Linked DNA regions of Homo sapiens: region 2 is linked to region 1. A link is an interaction called in ENCODE POLR2A ChIA-PET data of the cell type or tissue named here. Cell type or tissue: Panc1. All regions are shown on one strand. Links, peaks and the distances in the headings refer to the core of each region. The heading gives the core; the rest is flanking DNA.

What was found. Peaks named below come from ENCODE experiments on the same cell type or tissue, not always from the same donor. Only the 100,000 strongest peaks of a DNase experiment are listed, where the experiment ranks them.
Region 2: POLR2A ChIA-PET joins it to region 1 with 6 read pairs; 1 of 35 experiments calls an interaction of 5 or more read pairs at or near these places.

Annotation. Positions count from the first base shown.
Region 1 is chr19:39,626,913-39,634,784 of GRCh38, forward strand. No RefSeq gene overlaps it. Among named protein-coding and RNA genes, the nearest start is that of LGALS16, 25 kb to the right of the region's middle. In Panc1, for the core only: no CTCF peak of the experiment used is centred there; a DNase peak (open chromatin) is centred at 4,424; H3K27me3 peaks cover 3,208 bases.
Region 2 is chr19:39,201,538-39,206,971 of GRCh38, forward strand. It overlaps SYCN (syncollin), which reads right to left and starts at 2,726. Exons shown (of 2, transcript NM_001080468.4): 1 at 2,323-2,726; 2 at 1,288-1,459. The coding sequence starts at 2,717. The coding sequence ends at 1,450. NCCRP1 (NCCRP1, F-box associated domain containing) reads left to right here. Exons shown (of 6, transcript NM_001001414.2): 6 at 1-347. In Panc1, for the core only: no CTCF peak of the experiment used is centred there; no DNase peak of the experiment used is centred there; H3K4me3 peaks cover 247 bases; H3K27me3 peaks cover 291 bases.

The DNA of each region.
Region 1 (7,872 bases), core at 1,968-5,967:
TGCCACAAGAGTGGTGTAGTAAAAAAAATTATTTAAAACTTACTTGCCCAACGTAAAACATTTCCCTTTGGGGATTTACAGAGTTACAATAGCAGTTTCATGTATAATTAAAATTTCCTGCAAATACGAATTAAAAATAAGTTTTATTATTTGGTGGCAAATTTTGAGAGTAAAGTGTGGAAATGACAAATATTATCTGTTGAAGTAAATGTGGGACTGAGTAAGATAAGTAGCCTTTAGTTACTTAATTTTTGTGATTTTTAGCTTATGATTTTTTATTTTTCCACAACTGATGTTCTGGACAATTCTCTGGGCTGTTAGGGGTTGCTCCCTCAGCTTTTTAGGCTTTGACTTGAGGTGATGTATTTAGGAGTTGATTCCTGTAACTTTTGCTTCTAAGAGCGTTGAAATAAGAACAATGTAGGGCCCTTCCCAGCTTGGCTTAAGGAAGAAGAGAGAAAGACTAAATTTCCTGGGTTAGATAGAGGTGGTTTTATTTCTTTGGACTTTTCTAGTTGTGTTAATGGCTTGAGGCTTCCTTGCCTCTGGCTTAGCTGGCTGATCAGCTAATTTATTTCCTTTGGCTACCTTATTTATTCTCTTTTGATGTTCCCTACAATGCATCCCTGCTATTTCGTGTGTAAGAAAAAGTAAGGATAATAACCTGTTAATTTCCTGGTGATATTTTATGGGAGATTCATTAGTGGTAAGAAAATGCCTTTCCTTTTAAATGGCAGCATGAGCATGGACAATTAGGAAAGCATACTTGGAGTTAGTATAAATGTTAGCTACCATTTCCTTGCTTAACTTAAGTGCTCTTGTAAGAGCTATTAGCTCAGCTAATTGAGTGCTTGTGTTTGGGGAGAGTGACTACTGCTTATCCTGTCTTATGTACTTCTTGCTTTACAGGCTGTTTATTAGCTAAGAGCTCCCCTTAGAGGACAGTGATCCTGCCACATTATGTGGGCTGTAAACAGTTGAATTATTTCCTAGGGTTAACTTGGAGGCTTTTCTGACTAGTAGAGCTAATATGACAATGACTTGGAAGCACGTGTAAATAGGTCTTTCTAACTACAGGTAAGGTGGAGAAAACTATTGGATTCGAGTTTTTCCTGAGATGCCCTTTACTGTTGTGCTATCTTTTTTTTTAATTATTATACTTTAAGTTTTAGGGTACATGTGCACAATGTGCAGGTTAGTTACATATGTATACATGTGCCATGCTGGTGTGCTGCACCCATTAACTCGTCATTTAACGTTAGGTATATCTCCTAATGCTATCCCTCCCGCCTCCCCCCACCCCACAACAGTCCCCAGAGTGTGATGTTCCCCTTCCTGTGTCCATGTGTTCTCATTGTTCAATTCCCATCTACGAGTGAGAACATGCGGTGTTTGGTTTTTTGTCCTTCTGATAGTTTACTGAGAATGATGATTTCCAATTTCATCCATGTCCCTACAAAGGACACGAACTCATCGCTTTTTATGGCTGCATAGTATTCCATGGTGTATATGTGCCACATTTTCTTAATCCAGTCTATAATTGTTGGACATTTGGGTTAGTTCCAAGTCTTTGCTATTGTGAATAGTGCCGCAATAAACATACGTGTGCATATGTCTTTATAGCAGCATGATTTATAGTCCTTTGGGTATATACCCAGTAATGGGATGGCTGGGTCAAATGGTATTTCTAGTTCTAGATCCCTGAGGAATCGCCACACTGACTTCCACAATGGTTGAACTAGTTTACAGTCCCACCAACAGTGTAAAAGTGTTCCTATTTCTCCACATCCTCTCCAGCACCTGTTGTTTCCTGACTTTTTAATGATTGCCATTCTAACTGGTGTGGGATGGTATCTCATTGTGGTTTTGATTTGCCTTTCTCTGATGGCCAGTGATGGTGAGCATTTTTTCATGTGTCTCTTTGGCTGCATAAATGTCTTCTTTTGAGAAGTGTCTGTTCATGTCCTTTGCCCACCTTTTGATGGGGTTGTTTGTTTTTTCCTTGTAAATTTGTTTGAGTTCATTGTAGATTCTGGATATTAGCCCTTTGTCAGATGAGTAGGTTGCGAAAATTTTCTCGCATTCTGTAGGTTGCCTGTTCACTCTGATGGTAGTTTCTTTTGCTGTGCAGAAGCTCTTTAGTTTAATTAGATCCATTTGTCAATTTTGGCTTTTGTTGCCATTGCTTTTGGTGTTTTAGACATGAAGTCCTTGCCCATGCCTATGTCCTGAATGGTAATGCCTAGGTTTTCTTCTAGGGTTTTTATGGTTTTAGGTCTAACGTTTAAGTCTTTAATCCGTCTTGAATTAATTTTTGTATAAGGTGTAAGGAAGGGATCCAGTTTCAGCTTCCTACATATGGCTAGCCAGTTTTCCCAGCACCATTTATTAAATAGGGAATCCTTTCCCCATTGCTTGTTTTTCTCAGGTTTGTCAAAGATCAGATAGTTGTAGATATGCGGCGTTATTTCTGAGGGCTCTGTTCTGTTCCATTGATCTATATCTCTATTTTGGTACCAGTACCATGCTGTTTTGGTTACTGTAGCCTTGTAGTATAGTTTGAAGTCAGGTAGTGTGATGACTCCAGCTTTGTTCTTTTGGCTTAGGACTGACTTGGCGATGCGGGCTCTTTTTTGGTTCCATATGAACTTGAAAGTAGTTTTTTCCAATTCTGTGAAGAAAGTCATTGGTAGCTTGATGGGGATGGCATTGAATCTATAAATTACCTTGGGCAGTATGGCCATTTTTGCAATATTGATTCTTCCTACCCATGAGCATGTTTGTGCTATCATAAAGGGGAGGTCTGGATTAGAGAGAAGAAAAGAGAGAGATGGGCTCTAGTGTTTAGGAGGAGGTTTACTTTCCTACCCTTAATTTCCAGAATTATCCAGGGCTCCTGTGCTATAAGGGCAATCTGAGCCCCTGGAGCTAAGGTTTAAGCCCTGGGACCCATCAGTCCTGCTGAACCATCTGTGAGACTGGTTTTGAACCCAGTGACCTCTGCCTCTGGGGGCAGTTCTGTTTCCAGTGGTTTTGCCACAGCCCAGACAGGGTTGAGGTTGCTTCATCTTGCTGCCTGGGCATTTCTTTTAAAAATGCCCTGGCCTGCCATGCCAATAGGAACTAGCAGATGCACTTTGGGGATTCTGGACTTTACAAGCTTGTAAAGCTGCTGCTGAAGCCTCTGTTGTTCTCCTGAAATTTTCCCCTTTTTGGGGGACTCTTCCTGGTACCTATTATAAAAGAAAAAAGTCACCACCTTCAGGAGGTTCTCTTAGGTGCTACTTCGTCCTATAGCTTGTTTTTGTAGTTTTCTTTTAATATTGGGAACTACCTGTGTAATAAACTTCTTTTTCAGAATGAGCTGTTCCTCCACTGAATTAGGGAATAAGGAGGTGTACTCTATTAGTGCCTCTCTTGGCCTTTCCATAAAGGCTACAGAATTCTTATCTGGCTTTTGGTTCATTATAGAGAGTTTCGAGTAACTGAGAGGTTTGGCCCTGGTTTTTCATAGGTCTCTTAAAATGCGTTTAAAAATTGGTTTCTTTTTCATTCATTTCCTGAGCTATTGGGGTTTTAGTTAGGGTTATTTACCAGAACTGCTTTCCTCCCTATTGGGAATGATTTTTTTTTTTGGTTTGGTGTTTTTTTTTTAAGTGATAAAAATATTTTATTTAAATGGTACAGAAGAAATTATGTGTACTTAAAAATGATTAAAAATTCATGTTAGGAAATGCTAAAAACCCAATAATTTACACAATGATAAAATCTAAAATGATGAGAAAACATGAAATGCTTTCGTTTGGTCCTCTGACCTAACAAAACTATTAAGAACATGAGATATAGTAATTACTGAAGTTGGGTTAAAAGCACAAGACAACATAATTCCTTTATATACATCCAGCCATTTTATACAAGAAACTGTTATACCTTAAATGGAAGAGTGAAGAATTTGTTTAAAATATTGAGAGTGCATTATGCACCTATAATGAAACCACTTTCTCCAAAGATTCAAACAGATTAACATTGCAAAATGGTATTTCTATATAACACCAACTTCTGAAAAATTTAATAATTCATTTAAGAATATGCAAGTGAAATGTAGTTTATTCTGATTTCAACAACGGATATTCAAAGTCACAATTTTTCCCAAGAAATCATTCACTTTATACTTTCAAAAACACATTGTAGCTTTTCTGTTACCAGTCAGCCATGTTTTCAACTAGCTGCATGTTTAATCATTCACTTCAAATTTACATGTCCAGCCCAGCACAGTGGCGTGGGCCTGTAGTCCCAACTACTTCAGAGGCTGAGGCAGGAGGATCGCTTGATCCCAGGAGTTCAAAGCCAGCCCAGTCAACATAGCAAGACCCTGTGTCTTCAGAAATCATCCAAGGAGTGAGATAAACATTACAACCCACATATACTGGGTAAACAACAAGGGAATGAAAAATGACCTCACATGCCCTAAAGCAATGTTGACGCAAACTCCTGATGCAATAAGGGCAGCAGTTGTAATGGGTACCTGGAATGGTATCGTGGAATTGGAGAACTTATTTTTGTAATGAAAGGAAAGCTAGCTTGAAAGAAATGTTTTTGAGGTTTTCTCTTGTTTTTCTCCTTTTTGTTTGGTTCAGGTTTGAAATTTAGATTGGCTTGGGTTAAATTTGGGTAGGCAAAAAAATATTATCTTTAAGGGAATTAATATTTATCAAATATTCTCTTTTTTCATGTAAACCCCAATGAATGATATGAAATTTGAAGAAATAGGAGAGAGCAAGAACCATAGAATGAAGTCAGAAAAACCCTGCTCTTCTTTAAAATAGAGAGGCTAATTTTAAAATGTTGAGTTTAGGACCTGGAATGCGAAACATCTCAAATTAGCACTTTGAACGCTTTCTCCTCCCAAGCCCGTCGCATTCCTTTCTTTATCTTCATGTTAAGGCTGGGTGGAAGGTTCATCAATTCCCGGATATGATCCAAAATAGACTTAGATTTGTACCTATGAGAATCAATGATCTTAGCAGTACGTGACTTATATCCAATTCTCAGAACTTAATGCTTACCATTGTAACATTATGATAATAAAACACTGGCAGATATAAAGTCATGTCATTTATTTTAGTCATATTGAATCTCTTAGAATAAATTATTTATTTTTTAGAAAATATCTTTTAGAGTAAAATTTACATAAATCAAATGTATTCCTGTTATAATTTTAAATGAACATCCATCTACCCCCAATGCTTTAAGTATTAGAGAGTAGACTTGACGTCCATCTAAGACTCCTTTCAGCTTTACATAAGGTCTCATTACTATGATGCATTGGATCCTCTTGTTCTCTGTTTTCTTCAGGAAATCATGCTCACAGAGGTTAGGTAAATTGGTCAGGGTAACACAGTAATGGCTGCACTACATTTAAACTGCAGCTTTTTAAATCCATGTTTAATACTTTTTCTCAACACCTCCCAATTGCCTCACATTATTTCAGATTCTTCTTTGGGACCCCTTGAATTCACCCTATGTAGCACCTCCCTTGGCAAAAAAAAAAAAAAGTTAACAAAATATGCTTTCTTAATAGGCAAAAAGGGGGATGTATATTTCTTCAAATAACTAAAAAAGGGGAGTCCATATTTATTAAGTGAAAAGAACAAGTGCAATCACATTAGCTTGAAAGGGAAATAAGTGATTACATGATATACTTGGACTGTTGGACAGGAACAGATAGGGGACTTTTCCGTGAGTTATTTATTTTGGTCTTTTATTTAAAGCAGCCCTAATTTTTAGATTGTTTGAATAACAGACAAATTAGAAGCTCAGCAAATTTCTTAGTGGACAATTTTAACTTTCCAAAAAATATCCTTGCATTTCCGCTACCTTCTTTAAAAATGAAACCTATCCCTCTTCAGGACACTGGTCCCAAGACAGATCATCTAGAAGTACCCAAATACCTCCAAACAGATCAGGACCAATTCAACTATTTCTAGAAAAAAAAAAAAACAAAGTCTGTGCTTCATATTGGATGCCCACAATATGTTCTCCCTGCTCTTCTAGATTACTTATTTTCCTTTTTTTTATTATTATTATACTTTAAGTTCTAGGGTACATGTGCACAACGAGCAGGTTTGTTACATAGGCATACATGTGCCATGTTGGTTGCCTGCACCCATTAACTCATCATTTTCATTAGGTGTTTCTCTTAATGCTATCCCTCCCCCATCCCTCCACCCCATGACAGGCCCCAGTATGTGATGTTCCCCGGCCTGTGTCCAAGTGCTCTCATTGTTCAATTTGCACCTATGGGCGAGAATATGCGGTGTCTAGTTTTCTTTCCTTGTGATAGTTTGCTCAGAATCATGGTTTCCAGCTTCATCCATCTCCCTGCAAAAGACATGAACTCATCATTTTTTAGGGCTGCATAGCATTCCATGATGTATATGTTCCACATTTTCTTAATCCAGTCTATCATTGATGGACATTTGGGTTGGTTCCAAGTCTTTGCTATTGTGAATAGTGCTGCAATAAACATACATGTGCATGTGTCTTTATAGTAGCATGATTAATAATCCTTTCCGTATATACCCACTAATAGGATCGCTGCGTCAAATGGTATTTCTAGTTCTAGATCCTTGAGGAATCGCCACACTGTCTTCCACAATGGTTGAACTAGTTTCCACTCCCACCAACAGTGTAAAAGTGTTCCTATTTCTCCACATCGTCTCCAGCATCTGTTGTTTCCTGACTTTTTAATGATTGCCATTCTAACTGGTGTGAGATGGTATCTCATTGTGGTTTTGATTTGCATTCCTCTGATGACCAGTGATGATGAGCATTTTTTCATGTGTCTGTTGGCTGCATAAATGTCTTTTCTGAGAAGTGTCTGTTCATATCCATTGCCCACTTTTTGATGGGGTTGTTTGATTTTTTCTTGTAAATTTGTTTAAGTTATTTGTAGATTCTGGATATTAGCCCTGTGTCACAAGGGTAGATTGCAAAAATTTTCTCCCATTCTGTAGGTTGCCTGTTCACTCTGATGGTAGTTTCTTTTGTTATTCAGAAGCTCTTTAGTTTAATTAGATCCATTTGTCAATTATGGCTTTTGTTGCCATTGCTTTTAGTGTTTTAGTCATGAAGTCCTTGCCCATGCCTATATCCTAAAAGGTATTGCCTAGGTCTTCCTCTATGGTTTTAGATCTAACATTTAAGTCTTTAATCCATCTTGAATTAAGTTTTGTGTAAGGTGTAAGGAAGGGATCCAGTTTCAGCTTTCTATATATGACTAGTCAGTTTTCCCAGCACCATTTATTAAATAGGGAATCCTTTCCCCATTTCTTGTTTTTGTCAGGTTTGTCAAAGATCAGATGGTTGTAGATGTGTGGTGTTATTTCTGAGGCCTCTGTTCTGTTCCATTGGTCTATCTCTCTGTTTTGGTACCAGTACCATGCTGTTTTGGTTACTGTAGCCTTGTAGTATACTTTGAAGTCAGGTAGCATGATGCCTCCAGCTTTGTTCCTTTGGCTTAGGAATGACTTGGTAATGCGGGCTCTTTTTTGGTTCCATATGAACTTTAAAGTAGTTTTTTCCAATTCTGTGAAGAAAGTCATTGGTAGCTTGATGGGGATGGCATTTAATCTATAAATTACCTTGGGCAGTATGGCCATTTTCATATTTATTCTTCCTATCCATGAGCATTGAATGTTCTTCCATTTGTTTGTGTCCTCTTTTATTTCATTGAGCAGTGGTTTGCAGTGCTCAGTAAGTTGGATTCCTAGGTATTTTATTCTCTTTGTAACAATTGTGAATGGGAGTTCACACGTGGCTTGGATCTCTGTTTTTCTGTTATTGGTGTATGGGAATGCTTGTGATTTTTGC
Region 2 (5,434 bases), core at 1,435-5,434, 430 kb before region 1:
TGACCTCAAGTGATCTGCCCACCTTGGCTTCCCAAAGTGCTGGGATTGCAGACGTGAGTCACTGCGCCCAGCCATTCCATGTCTCTTAAGTCTCAGAATCTCCCCTAGCTCCCTCCAGGTGTCTGCAGTGGTTGTCCCCTCAAAGCTGTCCCACACCCTCCTCCGAGGACCCTTTGTGTATCTCCTCCAGCTACCGCAGAGCCCACAAACCCAGGCATCTATCAAAGTCCCTCATTCATGAGGGTGGTGAGGACACAGACTGCGACCAGAACAGAAATATGAAAATGTGAATGACAGCGTCCCCCGTGTGTGGAATGTGGGGATTAAAAGCATTTATCAACCTCTAAGTCCTGATCTGATCACTTGCAGATCCTAGCCCTAGTGCAGGGCTGGGTACTAGAAGGCCCCCTGCTGTCCCCTGCAGGAACCATGGAGGGAGTCCGGAGGCCCCTGGAGGCCAGAAACGGCTCAAGGAAGAGTGTTTGTTTGTTTGTTTTGAGACAGAGTGCTCCCTCTGTTGCCCAGGCTGGAGTGCAGTGGCACGATCTCGGCTCACTGCAACCTCCACCTCCCAGGTTCAAGCGATTTCTGGCTAATGTTTGTGGGGTTTTTTTGTTTGTTTGTTTGTTTGTTTTGTTTTGAGATGAAGTCTCGCTCTGTCACATGATCTCGGCTCACTGCCAGCTCCGCCTCCAGGTTCAAGCCATTCTCCCGCCTCAGCCTCCCGAGTAGCTGGGACTACAGGCGCCCACCACCACGCCTGGCTAATTTTTTTGTATTTTTAGTAGATACGGGGTTTCACTGTGTTACCCAGGATGGTCTCAATCTCCTGACCTCGTGATCCGCCTGCCTCGGCCTCCCAAAGTGCTGGGATTACAGGCGTGAGCCACCGCACCCCGCCCTAATGTTTGTATTTTTAGTAGAGACGGGGTTTCACCATGTTTGCCAGGCTGGCCTTGAACTCCTGACCTCAGGTGATCCGCCCACCTCAGCCTCCCAAAGTGCTAGGATTACAGGCCTGAGCCACCACACCAGGGCTAAGGAAGGGCTATTACTGAAAAGGATGGGGCATGTTTCATATTTAACAATCAGCCCAAGGTTCCCCTGCAGTTCACTCACATGTCCTTCTGTGGGCGTGTGTCTTCGTGCACACCTAAAACCATGTCCGAGTCGATGGCGTGTCCTTATCCATGGCATTGTCCTGGGTATGGGCTGACCCAGGCCCAACCACCCTGCTGTCTCCTCCATCCCACCCGGTCCTTGCATCCCAGGGACAAGCAGATGACAGACGGGGACAACTGCACAAAGGCTGTATTGCAGGGGAGGTGGGAGGGGGCAGGCAGAACGCTCCTCCTCCTGGGTCTTGGGGCCCCGGAGCAGAGCCCAGGGATGGGCTGAGTGAGGGGCTTGGCACTCTGTGGAAGCTGCAGATGAGAGACCAGCAATGCATCAGCTGCACCTGAAATGTAATCAAGAATTCCTTCCAGGGGCTCTCAGAGACCCAGAGTCTGGTGAGTTCTAGAAGCCTGAGACTGGGTGGGGGCTGGGGAGTCTGGGTCTGAGGCTCCAAGTTCAGGAACCAGGGATCCTAGCCTGGGAGTTTGGAGCTGGGGGCTCCTTGGAGCTCTTGGGGGACAGGAGTGGCTGGGGAGGGTTTGGGAGGGTGTCACCGCTGGATCTAGGTCCCAGGTCTGTGAGTGCAAGGTGGCCTCAGGGACCTCCAGGGTTGGGTCTTGGGGGTGGGCTGTGGGACTGATTTTAGGGCTGAGGCTGGTCTGGAGGGTCTAGGGGAGTGGAGAGCATGAAGGCTACACTGGGTGTTCCTATAATCGAGTCTGGAGTCTTGAGGTCTGGGTTAGTTTTGGAGTCTGGGAGCTTTGAGATGTGATGATCTGGGGAGTGGGGGCTGGCTTTGGTTCTGGGGACTCCAGGGTGAGGGGGTCTAGGAGCTCTCAGTCCCCAGAATTAGCCAGCCCTCTCTGGGAAGTACAGCTGTGGGCGGGTGGGTAGGCGGAAGATTCCAGAAGGTGGAGGGTTGGCTCTGAATCTCAGAGCTGGGGCGGAAATCTCCGTCCCAGGGGCCTGGGCTGCAGGTGGAGTGGGGACCGGGTGCTGGGGGTGAGGAGAAGGAGGACCTGGTTTGGGTGAGGACTCTGAGATGGGGGCCTCCAGGACTGGTTCTAGGGAGGCCTGGTGCTCCCTGTTACAGTCGGGAGCTCAGGGGTGTGGAGCAGCCTCGGGGCTTGGGTGGTGGGTGTGGGGGCTTATGCGGAGCTGGGGCCTGGGCCTGGGGTGGGCTCGGAGCTTTGGGCGGCCGGGCACCTGCAGTAGAGCGCGGAGATAGCGTTGGACCAGTCTCCTAAGATGCCCCGGCGGTACTCCTCCAGGCGCGGGTAGGTGCCGGCAGAGAACTTGTGCGTCTTGCCCGCCTTGCCTTGCCGGGACCACACGGTGAGCTCGCAGCGCGGGGCCACCACAAGTGAGGAGGCGGTGTTGGCCCAGTTGGAGGGCAGGTAGGGCAGGTCTGCGCCCGACTCCAGCGACAGCTCGGCGCCCCCGCAGCAGTTCTCATAGTAGGGGTCGCTCTTGTCATAGAGCTTGGCGCAAGTGCGCGTCCCGTCCGAGTGCTTGAGGTCGGCGGAGGCGGGGCAGGCGCCCTGGGCGCAAGGCACGGAGGCAAGGGCCAGGGCCAGCAGCAGCGGGCGCAGCGGGGACATGGTGGCAGTGCCCTGCCGCAGCCCCGCGCGCTTTTATGCGCCCGACCCGTGGGAAGGGACAAGCTGCGAGATAAGGACTCATCGAGGGAAGGGGAGGGCGCCCCTCCCTCAGGAGCCGGGAGACCTGCCTAACCTAGGTCGGAAGCCCACAACCCTGAGTACAAGGTGGACGCTGTGTATACAACTTAGCACCTTAAGATGTTAGGTGACCAACAACATTATAAAGAGAGACAATAGACAGAACTTGAGGAGGAGTCATTTGCAACACAGAGGGTGGCATAGGTTAATAGACAGAAATGGGAAGAGCTCTTAAAAATTGACAAGGGGCTTGCTGGTTGCTCACGCCTGTAATCCCAGCACTTTGGGAGGCCTAGACGGGTGGATCGCTTGGGCCCAGGAGTTTGAGACCAGTCTGGGCAACATAGCAAGATCCCATCCCTACTGAAAAATAAAATTAGCTCAGCGTGGTGGCATGGCCTGTAGTCCCATCTACTCACAAAGCAGAGGCGGAAGGATCGCTTGAGCCCGGGAGTTCGAGGCTGCAGTGAGCCGAGATCGTTTCACTGCACTCCAGCCTGGGCAACAAAGACAGGAAAAAAAAGATAAGGAATGGAACAACCCTTATTCTAAATAAGGAAAGACTGGGAGGGGGAGGCAGGAGTGGGAGGCTGGGGCCTCCTGGCTGGGCAGGCTCCCTCCCTGGGAGGCAGGACCTTGGGAAAGGAGAAGCTGGAGATAAGGATAGAGGCCCTCGTGGTGGGGCGGGGGGGGGCAGGTAGAGAAGGAGATGGGGAGGAGCCCAACGCCCCACCCCCCACCCCCACCAGGCTCAGACTGGGCAATCTTCCCAACCAAGGCTGGCAATCCAGAATCTGTGAAGTACAAGATAGCAGTATTTGCATAACACGTTAAAAACCTTTTGCAAGACAGTGTACAAAGGCTTGAGGAGATATTTGCAACATTTCAAAAGCATAGCATTGCAAGCTATAATATATAAAGAGTGCACACAGGTTGGGCGCGGTGACTCACGCCTGTAATCACAATACTTTGGGAGACTGAGGCAGGTGGATCATTTGAGGCCAGGAGTTCGAGACCAGCCTGGCCAACATGATGAAACCCCGTCTCTACTTAAAGTACAAAAATTAGCCAGGCGTGGTGGCACATGCCTGTAGTCCCAGCTACTCGGGAGGCTGAGGGATGAGAATCACTTGAACCCAGAAGGTGGAAGTTGCAGTGAGCCGAGATCGCGTCAAAAAAAAAGAGTGCATACAAATTGACAAGAAATGCACTCCTCCCTCCCACATGCTAAGGACAGGCCTAGGAGAGGGAGAGGGAGGGAACAGCCTGCAACTCCCACCCCAGGAGCCAGGAGACTTTCTTAACTAAGGTTGGAAATCTTCAATCTATAAAACTTCAATCTTGTTTTATAGATTTTGAGCTGTATAAAACTGTAAAAACTGTCATATAGCAAAAACAAAACAAAACCCACAAACCCATCCAGGGAAAAATAGACTCAATTCCTATCATATAAAATGAGCTCTTACCAATCAGCCAATAGAAATGAAACAAGGGCCGGGAGCAGTGGCTCACGCCTGTAGTCCCAGCACTTTGGAAGGCCCAGGTGAGTGGATCACTTGAGGTCAGGAGTTCGAGACCCGCCTGGCCAACATAGTGAAACCCTGTCTCTACTAAAAATACAAAAGTTAGCTGGGCACGGTGACACACAGAGCCTCGGGAAGCTGAGGCAGGAGAATTGCTTGAACCGAGGAGGCAGAGGTTGCAGTGAGCCGAGATCACACCATTGCACTCCAGTCTGGGTGACAGAGTGATTCTGTCAAAAAAAAAAAAAAAAAAAAAGAGAGAAAGAGAAAAGAAACAAGCAAAGGAAAAATTAGAGCAGTATAGGAAGGAGAGGGAGATTGGAACCCTCGGGCTGAACAGGGACCCGGACCTCTGGGAGCCTGGCCAAAGCCCTTCCAAGGTTCTTTGGAGTTCCCAGCCTCTTCCCAAAACAGGGTCAAGTGTGTGGATGCGCTGATTAGAGAGACAAGGGTCCACTGGCTCTGTCAGTACAGGTGTGGGCCTTGGTTTCCTCATCTGTGAAATGGGTAATGTTTCCTCCTACGCCATACGAATGTTGAAAAGGTTGCAGGAGATGGTAGAAGGGATGTGGTTTAGGAGGACAGTCCATGGAGTCAAACTGCCTGGGTCCAAATCCCAGCTCCTCTACAAGCTGTGCACATGAAGGCCTCAGGGACACGCTGATGGTACCTACCTCAGAGTGCTGGTATAAGGAATAAATTAATTGGGCTGGGCGCAGAGGCTCACCGCCTGTAATCCCAGCACTTTGGGAGGCCAAGGCAGGAGGATCACTTGAGGTCAGGAGTTCAAGATCAGCCTGGCCAACATGGCAAAGCCCCATCTCTACTAAAAATACAAAACTTATCCGGTCGTGGTGGCAGGTGCCTGTAATCCCAGCTACTTGGGAGGCTGAAGCAGAAGAATTGCTTAAACCTGGGAGGCCGAGGCTGCAATGAACTGAGATCGTGCCATTGCATTCCAGCCTGGGTGATAGAGTGAGACCCTGCCAAAAAAAAAAAAAAAAGGAATAAATGAATTAATCCACATAACAGCACTTAGAGAAGGGATCGGCCTTTGCTAAGTGCCATATGAGCATTTGCCATCATCATCACCACCATCTTTTTTTTTTTTTTTTA